Regions from separate parts of the Mus musculus genome. Here region 2 is linked to region 1. The links are chromatin loops, found by intact Hi-C in ENCODE. Cell type or tissue: left cerebral cortex. All regions are shown on one strand. Each heading gives the region's core, and the rest is flanking DNA. Links, peaks and the distances in the headings are about the cores only.

Region 1 (7,002 bases), core at 2,070-4,569:
GCTCCTCTTGGAAAACTGACAATCAAACAATGTAGTGGATTTCTCGGGGTTTGTTGTGTGTTATTATATGGACTTCCTGGCTTCCATCATCTGGACTTCTCTGAGCTCGGGTAAATCTCTTTGCCTAATTCAGTCCTCTCTCGCCCAACTCAGGGTACCCTCCTAGGCTAAAATGGAAGTCCAATGATTGTCTGGCTCTGTGTTTCAGCTAGATAAGAACTACTCTCTGAAATCACCTTCTCTTGAGAATGCAACCTCAGTACAAATCATCAGAGACTATAGATAGGCATTTGTATTTTCTCAGGAGACAAAAGTGGATAACCTCTAATAGCATGTTCAGATGTCACAGAGTCCATTTTATATGTATTCAAAATATTTATTGAGTAAATGTTTCTAGCATCTACAAACAGGTATGCTGGTTTTTACAGGAAGCTATGATGTGGGATGCACACTGTATTTATTTGGGAGAAGTACCCACTGTTACAGAGGACAGCCTTTAAGTTGCTAAAATTTCTAAGAGGGAGGTGAAGTCAAGTCAGAGATAAATAAAATTCCAGGATAGGAGCCACTCACCAGCAACCACAGACTTGGGGGGAAGTCACAAAATATCTGGACAGTTCCAGTCAGGCATCATTCCTAACCTTCATTTATTTGGTGACAAGAAGAACTCAATGGGAAATGTTTTAAAGTAGCTATAGGACAGACAGCTGAAAAACAGAAAACTATAATTACTAGAAGGGGGTTACAGAAAGCATGGGGATAAATCCTAGAGCTAAGATATGTAGAATAAACAGGATCTGGTAAAATGGGCAAAAGAAAGAATGGATGGGGAAAAGATGAATGAATAGGATTACAAGACAAAACAGTGAGATAGAGGGAAAGACATGAACATCAAAAGAAACCTAGTAAGATGGCCCTTACCCTGGGCCATGACCCTGAGTTCAGACTCTTAGTACTGATACCTTAATCTTGGTAAGTTTAAAATCCATTTAGATGAGCATTCATTTTACATTGTCATGTCTAACATAGCAGCAACACCCACACTTTGCTTAGAAATCTTCGGATCTCAAAATCTCAAAACCAAGAAGCACCATGGGATTTCATGACTTGGTGCTTGGTTGTCTGTTGGGAAGCCACAAAGCTTCCGCTCTCACGTTCTGAGGAGTGTTGCGGGCAAGAGAAACAGTTTTATGTGCCTGTGGCTACCCATCAGTCCAGAAGTAAAAGAAAAACTTTTCCAACTGCTTTTTCATACTCAAATCGTGTTAAATTTGAAATCGACAGCTGTGCACTTTAACCACATTCTCTTGCGTGATTTATGCCAATTGCACTCCTTAAATAAAGCTTCCACTTGAGCTGTGGAAATAGATTTCCTGCCTGAGCAACTCGTTCTGCTAGAAATAAGTGTTGAGTCAGATCTGTGACAAAGACGCTTCCAAAAGGAATACGCACCACCAACAACAACTTCCTATCTGAGGTGGATTTGTGTTTGGTGCCAGGGAATCTTTCTGCAATGCTTTTGGTATAAGTTTCCCCATAGAAACAGAGTAAAGTACACTTCTGGGGAATGGGAATTACCTGGAGAGCAATTTAAAGTACCTTTCCAGGCTGAAAAATGTAATGTAAAATAGATATGCACTCTAACAGTTACTTCTTCCTCCACTTTGAGGGCCACAAAAGTAAAAGCATATTTTAAAGACATAATCTGAAAAAAAAAAGTTAACTCTAGAATTTGTTCCACACTCACTTTTCTAAGAAAAAAAGTAGCTTTTGCAACTTCATAATAAATAAAAGCCATCTGATGAACATTTTCCCCGTTGCTTATCTACATTATGACAAGCACTTTATGTGTCATCTCATTTTATCCTTAAAACAACCTTACGTTGAAAGCATGATGATTTCCTGGCAACTGCAAACTAGAGACTTTAGAAATTGCTTCAAGACCATGGGCTACTAAAACTCAGAACCAAAATTAGCTTATTCCAAACTGTTTAATCAGTAGCATATGTGGCCTCAAGTTGGGGCATCTTTATTAGAAGGTATGTGCCATGGGTTACTAAGGGAAATACCTGGACAAAGGTTATGCAAAATATGAAGATTATTAAGAATAAAATTTGAAATAAACACCTATAAAAAAGTTAGAAACAGCAGTTAAGTAGACTATATGAGATGCAAATGTACTGACTTCTACCATATATGTAAACTTGACACAATTGAGAAGCAGTCAGAAATAAACAGGGACATTGAGAGAAGCTGCTTATCAAGAGTCCAGGCCAACACAAACAGTATTTCACATTATTATATAGAAATAGATTTTAATAACAGTATACCAAGCAGGATTTTCAACATGATGTTTCTGTGCAAGTATTAAATTTCTCTTTTATGTATTTATGTCTGTCCTTTTCTCTTGTGTGTACATACATGTGTATGCATGCATGCAGAGGCCAGGGATTGAAATCATGTGTCCTCTTCAATCACTTTCCACCACAGGTTTTGAGATCCCATCTCTAATTGGACCTGGACCTTACCTTTCAGTTATACTGACTGGCCAGAAATGGGTCCTGTTTGTCTTCAAGCCCAGGGATTATAGGAACACACTGCTGCTGCCCTAGCTTTGTACATAGATACTAGGGAACTGCAATAGGATTCTTCTCAGATAATCAGAGAACAGAACTGACATGCCTTCATCTCTTACTTGTGGCCAATCTTAATGCTAAAAACATTCATTTACAACTTTACATATTCCTCACAAAAATTGCCCTCATTTAGATGCATTTTATTTACAACAAAATTGAATTTCACAAAGATTAAATTTCTCAAAGGTTAAAATATCTAGAAATGGCTGCTTCCAAAAACTGCACAGGCACTTGGCTATGCTACAATTTTTTTGCACTGTGGCTGTGAAGAAATGCCTGCAATATCCAACACCCTTACTGGCATTTAGTTTGTTTTCTTAAGGCCTCTGAACATTCATAAAGCATGAAAATATACTGTGTGTAAATTTTTTGTGGTGCTTCAGAACAAAATGTTAATGCAGGCAAAGAGTAATTATGAATGTGATAAAGATAATACCAAGTTTTCACAAGTGACATGGATGGCACACCTTCAGAGAAGCAAGAAGGTTCTGAAGTTCTGTGCCATTTTCTCCAACAGTTGTCTATTTAGACTTCAGTCCCACTCAAGAGGCAGGAACCCATTTCTGCATCTGTAAACCTAGCCAACAATTCAAGGATGGTGATGTTATGGACTGTTGAAGAGAAAACTACTGCAATTTTCTTAAGCCAATACAATTCCTACATACAAATCCTTACACCCACCAAGAAGATTCTTCTTGCAGCAGACAAGAGACCATTACAGAGAGCCACAACTGGTCAAAAATGAGATTAAGTGATTATGACTGTAGACTGCCCAGTACCAGATGATTACATCTCTAGTATAAGCCCTACACCTAACTCTCAGGGAACATAACAGAAGTGAGTGTGGAAAACTATGAGGAGAGAGGACCAGGAAGTTGGCTTCAAGACTGTCTTTTAGATCTAACAGAAAAGCTGTCTCCATGAAAACTCAGCAATATGATTGCCTAAACAATACCTGAATAGAAAACAACATTTGAAATCCCATATGGATGGGAGAAATCTCACAGGGCTCAACCCCTGGATGAAGAACTACCAGCAATTAATAACTGCTAAGAGAGGGAGACATGCTCTTACCCAGGCATGAGTGTCCTAACTGGTACCCAATACTAAATGGTCAACTTTCTTTAAAAGCATACATGCAAGCAACACTAACCAGACTCCCCAAGTGTTTGTGTGTGTGTGTGTGTGTGTGTGTGTGTGTGTGTATGAATGAGAGATTTGATAGAGATAGATAGATAGATAGATAGATAGATAGATAGATAGATAGATAATTGTGTATGTCAGTGAATGTTGTTCAGTTTGAGTAAGAATGCCCCCTTTGTTCCATCCAATAGCTGACTGTGAGGATCCACTTCTGTGTTTGCCAGGCACTGGCATAGCCTCACAAGAGACACCTATATCAGAGTCCCTTCTGCAAAATCTTGCTGGCGTATGCAATAGTGTCTGTGTTTGGTGGCTGATAATGGGATGGATCCCCGGGTGGGGCAGTCTCTGGATGGACTATCCTTTTGTCTCAGCTCCAAACTTTGTCTCTGTAACTCCTTCCATGGGTGTTTTGTTCCCAATTCTAAGAAGGGGCGAAGTCTCTAGCTGCAGATGTAGCAGAAGATGGCCTACTCAGCCATCATTGGGAAGAAAGGCCCCTTGGTCTTGCAAACTTTATATGCCCCAGTACAGGGGAACACCAGGGCCAAGAAGTAGGAGTGGGTGGGGAAGGGAGCAGGGGGCAGGATGGTATAGGCAACTTTTGGGATAGCATTTGAAATGTAAATGAAGTAAATACCTAATAAAAAATTGGAAAAATAAAAAAGTAAAAATAAAAATAAAAAAAAGAATGCCCCCTTTGTGTAGGCTCATATATTTGAGTGCTTTGTCATCAGGGAGTAGCGCTGAGGATTAAAAGGATAAGAAGGAGTGATGTGTTGAAGTCGTATTGCTTTGTTGGAGGAAGTATTTTACTGGGGGGTGTGCTTTGAGGTTTAAAAAAGCCCACAGCAGGCCCAATCTCTCTCCCTCCCTCCCTCCCTCCCTCCCTCCCTCCCTCCCTCCCTTCCTTTCTACTCCCTCCACCTCTCCCTCTCTATCCCCCTCCTTCTACCTCTCCCTCTCTCTGCCATGCTCTCATTGCCCTGGTGATAATGGATTAACCCTCTGAAACTATGAGCAAGTGCCCAGTTAAATGCTTTCTTTTGTAAGAGTTGCCTTGATGTTTCTTCCTAACAATAGGACAGTGACTAAAACAACATATACATTTTTATTTATGTGCATGGAATAATAATAAGTTTTTAAAAGGCTAAGAATTTGAGAAGAAGCTGTGGTGAATATATATTGTATTGGAGGGACAGGAAGGGAAAATAATGTCATGATATTTAAATTAAGAATAACATAATACGACATTGCCTGAGCATCGGCAGCAGACATCTTGGTTCCGGGACCCCGGTGAGGGTATTCTGCACAGGTGAGTGTGCGGAATACAGAAGCTAAGAGCTTCTGGGACAGGCGGGAGCCACAGAGCTTCTAAGGTAGCCCCCTTTTCGGGCCCTAGACATCCGGCCACTTTCCCTGCCAGAGGATAAAGGTCCGCCCGGGCCAGGAGCGCTTGGCCTGAGCATCGGCTGCAGACATCTTATTTCTGGAACCCCGCCAAGAGTATTCTGCACAGGTGAAAGTGCTGAATACAGAAGCTAACAGCTGCTGGGACAGGTGGGAGCCACAGAGCTTCTAAAGCAGCCCCCTTTTCGGGCCCCAGACATTTGGCCACTTTTCCGGCCAGAGGATAGGGGTCTGCCCGGGCCAGGAGCGCTTAGCCTGAGCATCGGCTGCAGACATCTCAGTTCCAGGACTCCTCTGAGAGTATTTTGCACAGGTGAGAGTGTAGAATACAGAAGCTAACAGCTTCTGGGACAGGCCAAAGCAACTCAGCTTCGGGACAGGTCCTGTTTTGGGCCTTTGTCTTCGGCCAGGAGGGAGGTCCTAATGCCAGATATCTGTGCACCTTCCCTGTAAGAGGAGAGCTTGCCTGCAGAGAGTGCTCTGACCACTGAAACTCAGAGGAGAGATCTAGTCTCCCAGGTCTGCTGATAGAGGCTAACAGAATCACCTGAGGAACAAGCTCTAACCAGAGACAACTAAATCAACTAACTCCAGAGATTATCAGATGGCAAAGGTAAGAATAAGACCACTCACCATCACCAGAGCCCAGCACTCCCACCTTGCCCAGTCCAGGGCACCCCAACAAACCCGAAAAGCTAGACCTGGATCTAAAAGAATATCTCATGATGATGGTAGAGGACATCAAGAAGGACTTTAATAACTCACTCAAAGAAATACAGGAGAACACTGATAAACTGGTAGACGATCTTAAAGATGAAGTACAAAAATCCCTTAAAGAATTACAAGAAAACACAACCAAACAAGTGATTGAAATGAATAAAACCATCCAAGACCTAAAAAGGGAAGTAGACACAATGAAGAAAACCCAAAGTGAGGCAACGCTGGAGATAGAAACCCTAGGAAAGAAATCTGGAACCATAGATGCAAGCATCAGCAACAGAATACAAGAGATGGAAGAGAGAATCTCAGGTGCAGAAGATTCCATAGAGAACATCAGCACAACAATCAAAGAAAATACAAAACTCAAAAAGATCCTAACTCAAAACATCCAGGAAATCCAGGACACAATGAGAAGACCAAACCTACGGATAATAGGAGTAGATGAGAATGAAGATTTTCAACTCAAAGGGCCAGCAAATATCTTCAACAAAATTATAGAAGAAAACTTCCCAAACCTAAAGAAAGAGATGCCCATGAACATACAAGAAGCCTATAGAACCCCAAATAGACTGGACCAGAAAAGAAATTCCTCCCGACACATTAATAATCAGAACAACAAATGCACTAAATAAAGATAGAATACGAAAAGCAGTAGAACAACAAATGCACTAAATAAAGATAGAATACGAAAAGCAGTAAGGGAAAAGGGTCAAGTAACATATAAAGGCAAGCCTATCAAAATTACACCATATTTTTCACCAGAGACTGTGAAAGCAAGAAGAGCTTGGACAGATGTTATACAGACACTAAGAGAACACAAATGCCAACCCAGGATACTATACCCAGCCAAACTTTCAATAACCTTAGATGGAGAAACAAAAGTATTCCATGACAGAACCAAATTCACACATTATCTTTCCACGAATCCTGCCTGTCAAAGGATAATAACAGAAAAAAACCAATACAAGGATGGAAACCACATCCTAGAAAAAGCAAGAAGGTAATCCCTCAACAAACCTAAAACAAGACAGCCACAAGAACAGAATGCCAACTTTAACAACAAAAATAATAGGAAGCAACAATTACTTTTTCT
Region 2 (7,002 bases), core at 2,400-4,899, 100 kb after region 1:
TGGAAAAAAATTTCTTTGAATGATTGGAAATACTCAGCTGTGGAGAGCCGTGAGCAATCACCATTACAAGATGGCATCGGCTTCCCCTGCGCCTAACTGGTAAACAAGCAATGTGCGCAGGTGCAAGAGTGAACTCGTGCCAAGTCACTGCCCATCCCGGGGCGTAGCAATGAGGCGATGGGCGAGCAACAAATCAGGTGCTGACACGCCACGCTGAGGTGTATATAAGCAGCACCATTTTCCGGGGTTCAGGGTCTTCCTCCTGATGAAGCAATAAAGCTTTGCTGCAGAAGAATCCGTTTGTCCGAGTGTGTTCTTGCTGGCGAGACATTAGCTCGGGACACTCAGCTTTATGCAGAGTTGGGGAAAGTTCCTGCTCCTGTCTGACAGCTTAGAAAACCTCATGACACTGACACAGAAGAACTTTTGCAACAGCAATGGGAAATGGTTAAACTTAGATAAAGCATTGCTGTGGTCTGACCTGACAGACCATGCAAACAAGACCTCAGTACAGTGAAATAGGAAAAATAAGTTGTGGTATTGTACTGCACAGTAAAGTGACTCTAATTAATAATAATATAATTTATATTTGAAAATGACTGAGGGACTATTTTGAGTGGTCCACCACAGACAAACAATAAATGTTTGAATAATGGGTATTCAAATTGCCCTAATTTTATTTTTGCCCAATAATTATACATCAAAATATCACATTACAGTTCCCAAAGTAAACTTGTACAACAGATGGCACTCGAGGTTTTGAAAAGAGCAAATAAGACCAAATTAAATGTATCTTTGAAAAAAAATCTCACTAATGTCTATAGTATGAAAATAAAATATATAGCAACCAACCAGATGAAATTCATAATGAGCAGAATAGTGACCTCTAAAGCAAACATCAAAGTGAGAAATCTATGTAGGAGGCCAACAATAAAAACAAAATGGAAATACAAAGAAATCAAATCCTAAGGAAGGCAAAAACAAGTGAAAAGGAAACATCAAAAGTTGAAAGAAATCTCCTCTCTTGCATAAATTGTCCTTATTTGAGTTGTTTTAGCTTTTGTATTGTTAGCTTTGATTTTAAGATTATCCTTTTTATTTTCAGTGTCACTTCTATTGTCTTCTCTTTTTCCCTTACCTACCATCCATACACTTACCCTCTTAATTTCTATCTCATTTTTGCTTGCTTTCATCCACTCATTTCTTTTTACTCCTCAACAGTAAGTCTCTATATCAAAAATAATCTTTAGATTCCATTTATTCGAAGAATATTCCAATACTCCTTCTATTTACCCGTTTCTCTTTACTTTACTCTGTAGCTCTAATATCCATCCCACGTTGGCTAATCTTTGTTGCCAACTTCACACTCTTGGAAATAGGAAACCTTAACTGAAAAGTTGTGAGGAGCCGCCCTCACAGTCGCCGTTACAAGATGGCGCTGACATCCGTTGCTCATAGTAAAATGTGCGCAGGCGTCAGGGTATCATTCCATTACTTGAGCCCTGCCTTTCTCGTGGTGTTAACTGACTGATAGTGGGCAGCCAATCCCAGTGGTGCACATCTCCAACCGTTTTTTCGCAGCCTATAAAAGGGAAGGGTTTTCTGCTCTCTGGGTCTCCTCTCCTGAAGCTGATCATCTATCTCTCGAGATGTATTAAAGCTGTACTGCAGAAGGATCCAAGTGGCCTGCGTGCGTTTTGCTGGCGAGACGGTAGCGTGGGTCAAAAAGTTATCTTGGTCAGATTGGCTTATGAACGTGTGTGTAGGCATTTTTAAAATTGGTAAGTGATACAAAAGGATGCATCTCATTGTAGACAGTGCCATTTCTTGGCAACTTGGCCTGGGCTATATAAGAAAGGTAGCTGAGCAAGCCAGAGGAAGCATGCCAGTCAAATACATTCTTCTGTGGTTTTTGCTTTAACCTTCTGCAGTGAATTCCTTCTTTGTCTTCTATCAATGATGGGCTCTTTACTGCCCAAGGTGTTTTTTTTTTTTTGTTTTTTTTTTTTGTTTGTTTTTTTTTTTTTTTTGTTCAGTGTTTTATCAGAGCAACAAAAACAAAACCACATCTATAGTCTTATAAAATATTCTCTTTCCATTCCTCCCATTAGTAAGTAATCCTTTAGCTTACAATGTACTACCCTTATTCTTTGTCTCTCATAACTTATTGTAGTTGAGAGCTTATTTTTAATTGGTTATTACTATACTTGTATAGCAGGCATTGGCTCAGTAGTGGTTGCTTCTGCAGTTAATATTCTGCTTCAAACATTTTTATAGAGACTATGCCTGCTGCTCCGAGCCTGTGCATCAATGCTGTATCTACTGAGCTATAACTAAGTAGCATTATACTGATGATGAACAACCTCTCAACCACAGTAAAATGCAACTATCTCAGCTGAAAGAATATAATGATAAAAATTTCAAACCAACATTCTAACCCCACTTTTTCAACTCTCGGTGAAGAAACAAAATAAACACAGAAATTAAGGTGGTGGGGTTATTCCAGAAATTACAAAGTATATAGTAATGAATTCTAGTTAAAATAGACTTTTGAAATTCCACACCAGTATTTCAAAAATAATTGTAAACATGTTTAATGAAATAAAACAGGACACAAACTCCTGAATGAATTAAAAGGGAACACATATAAATAGCCAGATGAAATAAAGGAGTCAGCATAATATTTAAAGGTGCAATCTAAGAAGCATGTAGAAATACTTTAAATAATCAAACTGGAATTTTGCAGAAATAAGAAGCCCAATAGTCAAATAAAAAAAACCTCAGTGGAAAAACCTCACCAATAGCATAGACATGTAGAAAACTAACACTGTGATTTAAAGATAACTTATAAGACTTAAAACTTCCATACAACAAGAATTATAAAGGAAGAACAAAGTACAAATAGAGCATATGAGACCTATGCAATGCCACTAAAACCTAAATGAAAGACACTATATGTGTATTAGACTGACAAGAAAAACTATTTATACTGAGTGCTGTGCGACAAATAGAATTCTCATACACAGTCATTGGTCATGTAAGATAAAATGGCCACTTTGGAGAAGGAAATGATACCTACCATATGAGTTATCCATTTTAACCCTATAGATTTACCGCAAAGTAGGTCACATGCACAAGTCATTGTAAACACTGTACATAAAATTCATTGCAGATATTTTTCCAATATCTTGAAGGAACTCAAATGATCATACTAGATGGAAAACTCAGCAATTAAGTGGAAAATGCTACCAGTACAAGCCATGTTGTGGATTATTCCAGTAATTATCCTGAATGAAAGAACATGGGCAACAGCAGGAGTGGAGAATGTCCAGATCCACTGGTAAACAGGCAAGGAAGTGCAAACTGCTGTGTGCTGGCTGAAAGCACATCCACGAGTACCAGAGGCAGAGGCAGGAAGAGCAGACAGAAGACATTACAAAAGGAAAATAAAAATTTGTACAGTGGAGGTTTTCAGTGCGATTTTTGGATGACTTTCTTGATTGGGATTACTTCACAAGTGTAGACTAATGTCATACCTACAAATTTGTGTGCTTTAAATACATGCAATGCACTGTTCAGTGACACCTCCATAAAGCTGCTGTTAGAAACACAGACACATACAATTAATTATACTGGCCATATGATAACTACAGTTTTATTACAAAGTCGATCCTGTGTTCTCTAGAGTCTCATAAGACAAATCTTGTAAGTTATATCTTCTTTACCCTACACAGTGTTTCTCTGTGACATTAGGGGTATACACATTGGAGATCTCAAAGTCTAAACTCTTTCATGAACGTGAGGCTCCCTTCCAAATGGATTTGCCAGCCAGCCTCAGCATTCCTCCCACACATGAAGTTTATGGTAGACTCTCTCTGGGTGTTTTCTGAAACCCATCTGTGTTCTTTGCCTCAAATTTCTTTTAAGAATATGCCCTCAAGAGATGAACATTTACTAAATATATTCTCCATCACAGATCTGTGAAACATCTTAAGAGATTCTGAACTGACTTATAAGGAAAAATCAAAACATGGAAAGTAACAAATTGAATAAAAACAACTAGATACAAATGGAGACAGTGTATAAAGCACCATGCTTCCGCCAAAAGTATCCGATAGACTTATAGATGCCTTTGGTGACTCACTGAAGGAATAGATATTCTTTTGGCTGGTGAATGTTAAAAGTCACAGAAGAAGATGCCATGCAGAAGGGATGGTATACTACAATAATAACCCTAGGCACAATAGGCATAAAGAAAAACCCAAAACGAGGTAAATTAGTGATATGAGCTTAGGTTTTCTTTTCAAGGAGCACTGCTTCATATTTTTTGAGCAATAAAATTGTACCTTTCTCCTTCAGAAAATGTTTTCAAAGTCTGAAATGAAAAATCTGCCAAGCATGTACCTGTCCCATGGAGAATGAGCACCTAGGGAGTGGATAGGCTGCCATATTGAATGGGACAAGCAATTTCTGGAGTCCTGAAGCTTACTTTTTGCTACAGGATGCCCTCTTGGAAAGAAGAAAATTCACAAGAATTGGCAAAGCTGTTTCAGAAAAAGACATTCTTCATAATCTTCCAGCTTAAAGGAAAGCTAAGAGTGTATAGTCACTGCAGCAAGATTTTCCAAGCTTTTTTTTTAACACTTAAAATATTTCTTTGTTCTGTACCCTTCCATTACTTCAGTGTTTATCTTTACTGGGGAGCAAAGCCAGCACTTTGTTTGAACTAAATAATATAGTCAGAGGGTGTTTTGCTCTGTTTTGTACATGTATGTGGCAGAAGGATAATGTGTGTGTGTGTGTGTGTATGTCTGTGTGTGTCTGTGTGTGTGTGTGTGTGTGTGTGTGTGTGTGTGTGTGTGTGCACTCTCTCTAGCACACACACACACACACACACACACACACACACACACACACACACCAGGTTATCATTGTGTACCATAGGCTGATCTTGAACTTGATATGCAGTCCAGGTTGGACTCAAACTCTGTAAAATTCCTGATTCTGCTTCCCAAATGCCGAGGCATATAGTAAAATGCTTTGCTCAGTGCTTATCTTTGAACTGAACCTCTTGTTTCTTCAACTAAGAAATTGCACTTAGAGGGGAAACTCCTTCTATTTCCAACAAGATTTCTCCAAAGTGTTTTCTGGTATTAAGACAAAAATAATCACTACCTGCCTGAGGCTCTCACATTATATTATCATTATTGTTATTATTATTATTACTTTTAATTATTTACAGTCCAGGCATTATCTCCCTCGAGGTTCACCCGCTAACAGCTCCTCATCCCATTCCTCCCCACTGTCTCCAAGAGGATTGTCCCACCCCTCCATCCCAGCCAGGCCTCCCAACTCTCTGGGGAATTAGGCACGTCTTCTTCCACTGAGGCCAGACAAGGCAGTCCTCTGATGTATATGTGTCAAGGACCTTGGACCAGCTAGTGCATGCTCCCTAGTTGGTGGCTCAGTGTGCAAGTGATCTCAGGGGTCCAGGTTAATTGAGACTGCGGGTATTCCTATGGGGTCATCCTCCTCCTCTGCTTCTTCCAGCCTTTCCTTAATTCAACCACAGGGTTGCTGGACTTCCATCCATTGGTTGAATGTAAGTATATGTGTCTGTCTCCATCAGCTGCTGGTAGGGCCTCTCAGAGGACAGCCATACTAGGCTCCTGTCTGTAAGCACAACATAGCATCAGTAATAGTATCTGGCCTTAGAGCCTTTGAGATGGCTCCCAAGTTGGGCCAGTCACTTGAATTCCTTTCCCTCAGTCTCTTCTCCATTTTTGTCTCTGCAGTTCTTTTAGATAGGAACAATTCTGGCTCAGAGTTTTTGACTGTGGGATGGCAACCCCATCCCTCCACAGGGGCAGAAGGAGGGAAGGACCTGCTTGGGAGAGGGGACGAGAAGGGGGAAAAGGAAAGATGATCAGGTATTGCGGGGTTGGAGAGAAGCCCTGAGTGCCAGCAAAATGAGTGGAAATATGCAACATCAGGGATGGGAAGTGGGAGGACCCTCTAGAAAGTACCAGAAACCTAGGAGGTGAGAAATCCTCAGGACACAAAGGAAGGGAACTTAGATGAAATTCCCAACAGTGGGGAGAGGGAATTTGTAGTGTCCACCTCCAGTAGAAAGACTGCATCACCATGAGGCTCCCTCATTTGAAAAGACAAGGGCCTGTTAGCAGAGAAAGGATCTAGTCAATTGCTCTGAGCTGACTGACTGAATGCTTGTGTGAGATGATGGAAGAAACCTCCCTTGTGCCTCAGATGTCTGTGATGCAGCCTCCTTCCCAACTTAGTTCCTTCATTGATTCTAGTCTTCAAACCCAACCCCTAGGTTTGGTCCTGTGTTCTAAAAAACTTTAGGATCTTCTGCCGTATAAGCTAAAGATGCAGATAACTACCTATAATGAAAATCATAAGCAATCTAAGTGCTCACAAAGAAGTAAATAAACCCATATGTCATGGTAAAATTTAAACTATTGGCTATATGAATTTTAAACAGACATTTATATATAGTGACTTTGTGCATCTGAAACACCAAAATACATAGGTATGTTGAAGTGTCTTCATAAATTTATTTTAAAACTACTGGAAAGGAATATACCATTTGTGGAAAATGAGATGAAATAGGTGCAGGAATGTGTTTCTTTACTTGGTACAATTGGGGTTGAAGTTGGAATTGTGGATAATTTTATCTTTTGCTGTCTTTATATTTTTTATAATATATTTTATTTAAAAATAGCTAAAAAGAGAAGATTTTTTAGTATTGTTCCTACAAAGAAGTGGTACATGATGAGATAAGAAATATGTTAAATATCATGATTTTATTATAACATCCACATGTATCAAATTGTCACAAAGTCTCCCATAAATATGCACAGTTATTACCTGTTAATTAAAATTAATTTTAAAGAAATAAAGTATGAATAAAAACAAAATAGTGACAAAGTAATAATATGTATTTTTGTCTTTTTAATTTTTACCTTTGAACCAATTAAA

Evidence for each region. A loop is a pair of places that touch in the nucleus more often than their neighbours do. Peaks named below come from ENCODE experiments on the same cell type or tissue, not always from the same donor. Only the 100,000 strongest peaks of a DNase experiment are listed, where the experiment ranks them.
Region 2: a loop joins it to region 1, with 13 times the contacts of the local background. A loop is called at or near these places in 2 of 42 quality-filtered maps.

What each region holds. Positions count from the first base shown.
Region 1 is chr14:37,566,566-37,573,567 of GRCm38, reverse strand. No RefSeq gene overlaps it. Among named protein-coding and RNA genes, the nearest start is that of Gm31393, 37 kb to the left of the region's middle. In left cerebral cortex, for the core only: no CTCF peak of the experiment used is centred there; DNase peaks (open chromatin) are centred at 2,633, 2,892 and 3,149.
Region 2 is chr14:37,465,757-37,472,758 of GRCm38, reverse strand. No RefSeq gene overlaps it. Among named protein-coding and RNA genes, the nearest start is that of Gm23909, 32 kb to the right of the region's middle. In left cerebral cortex, for the core only: no CTCF peak of the experiment used is centred there; a DNase peak (open chromatin) is centred at 3,841.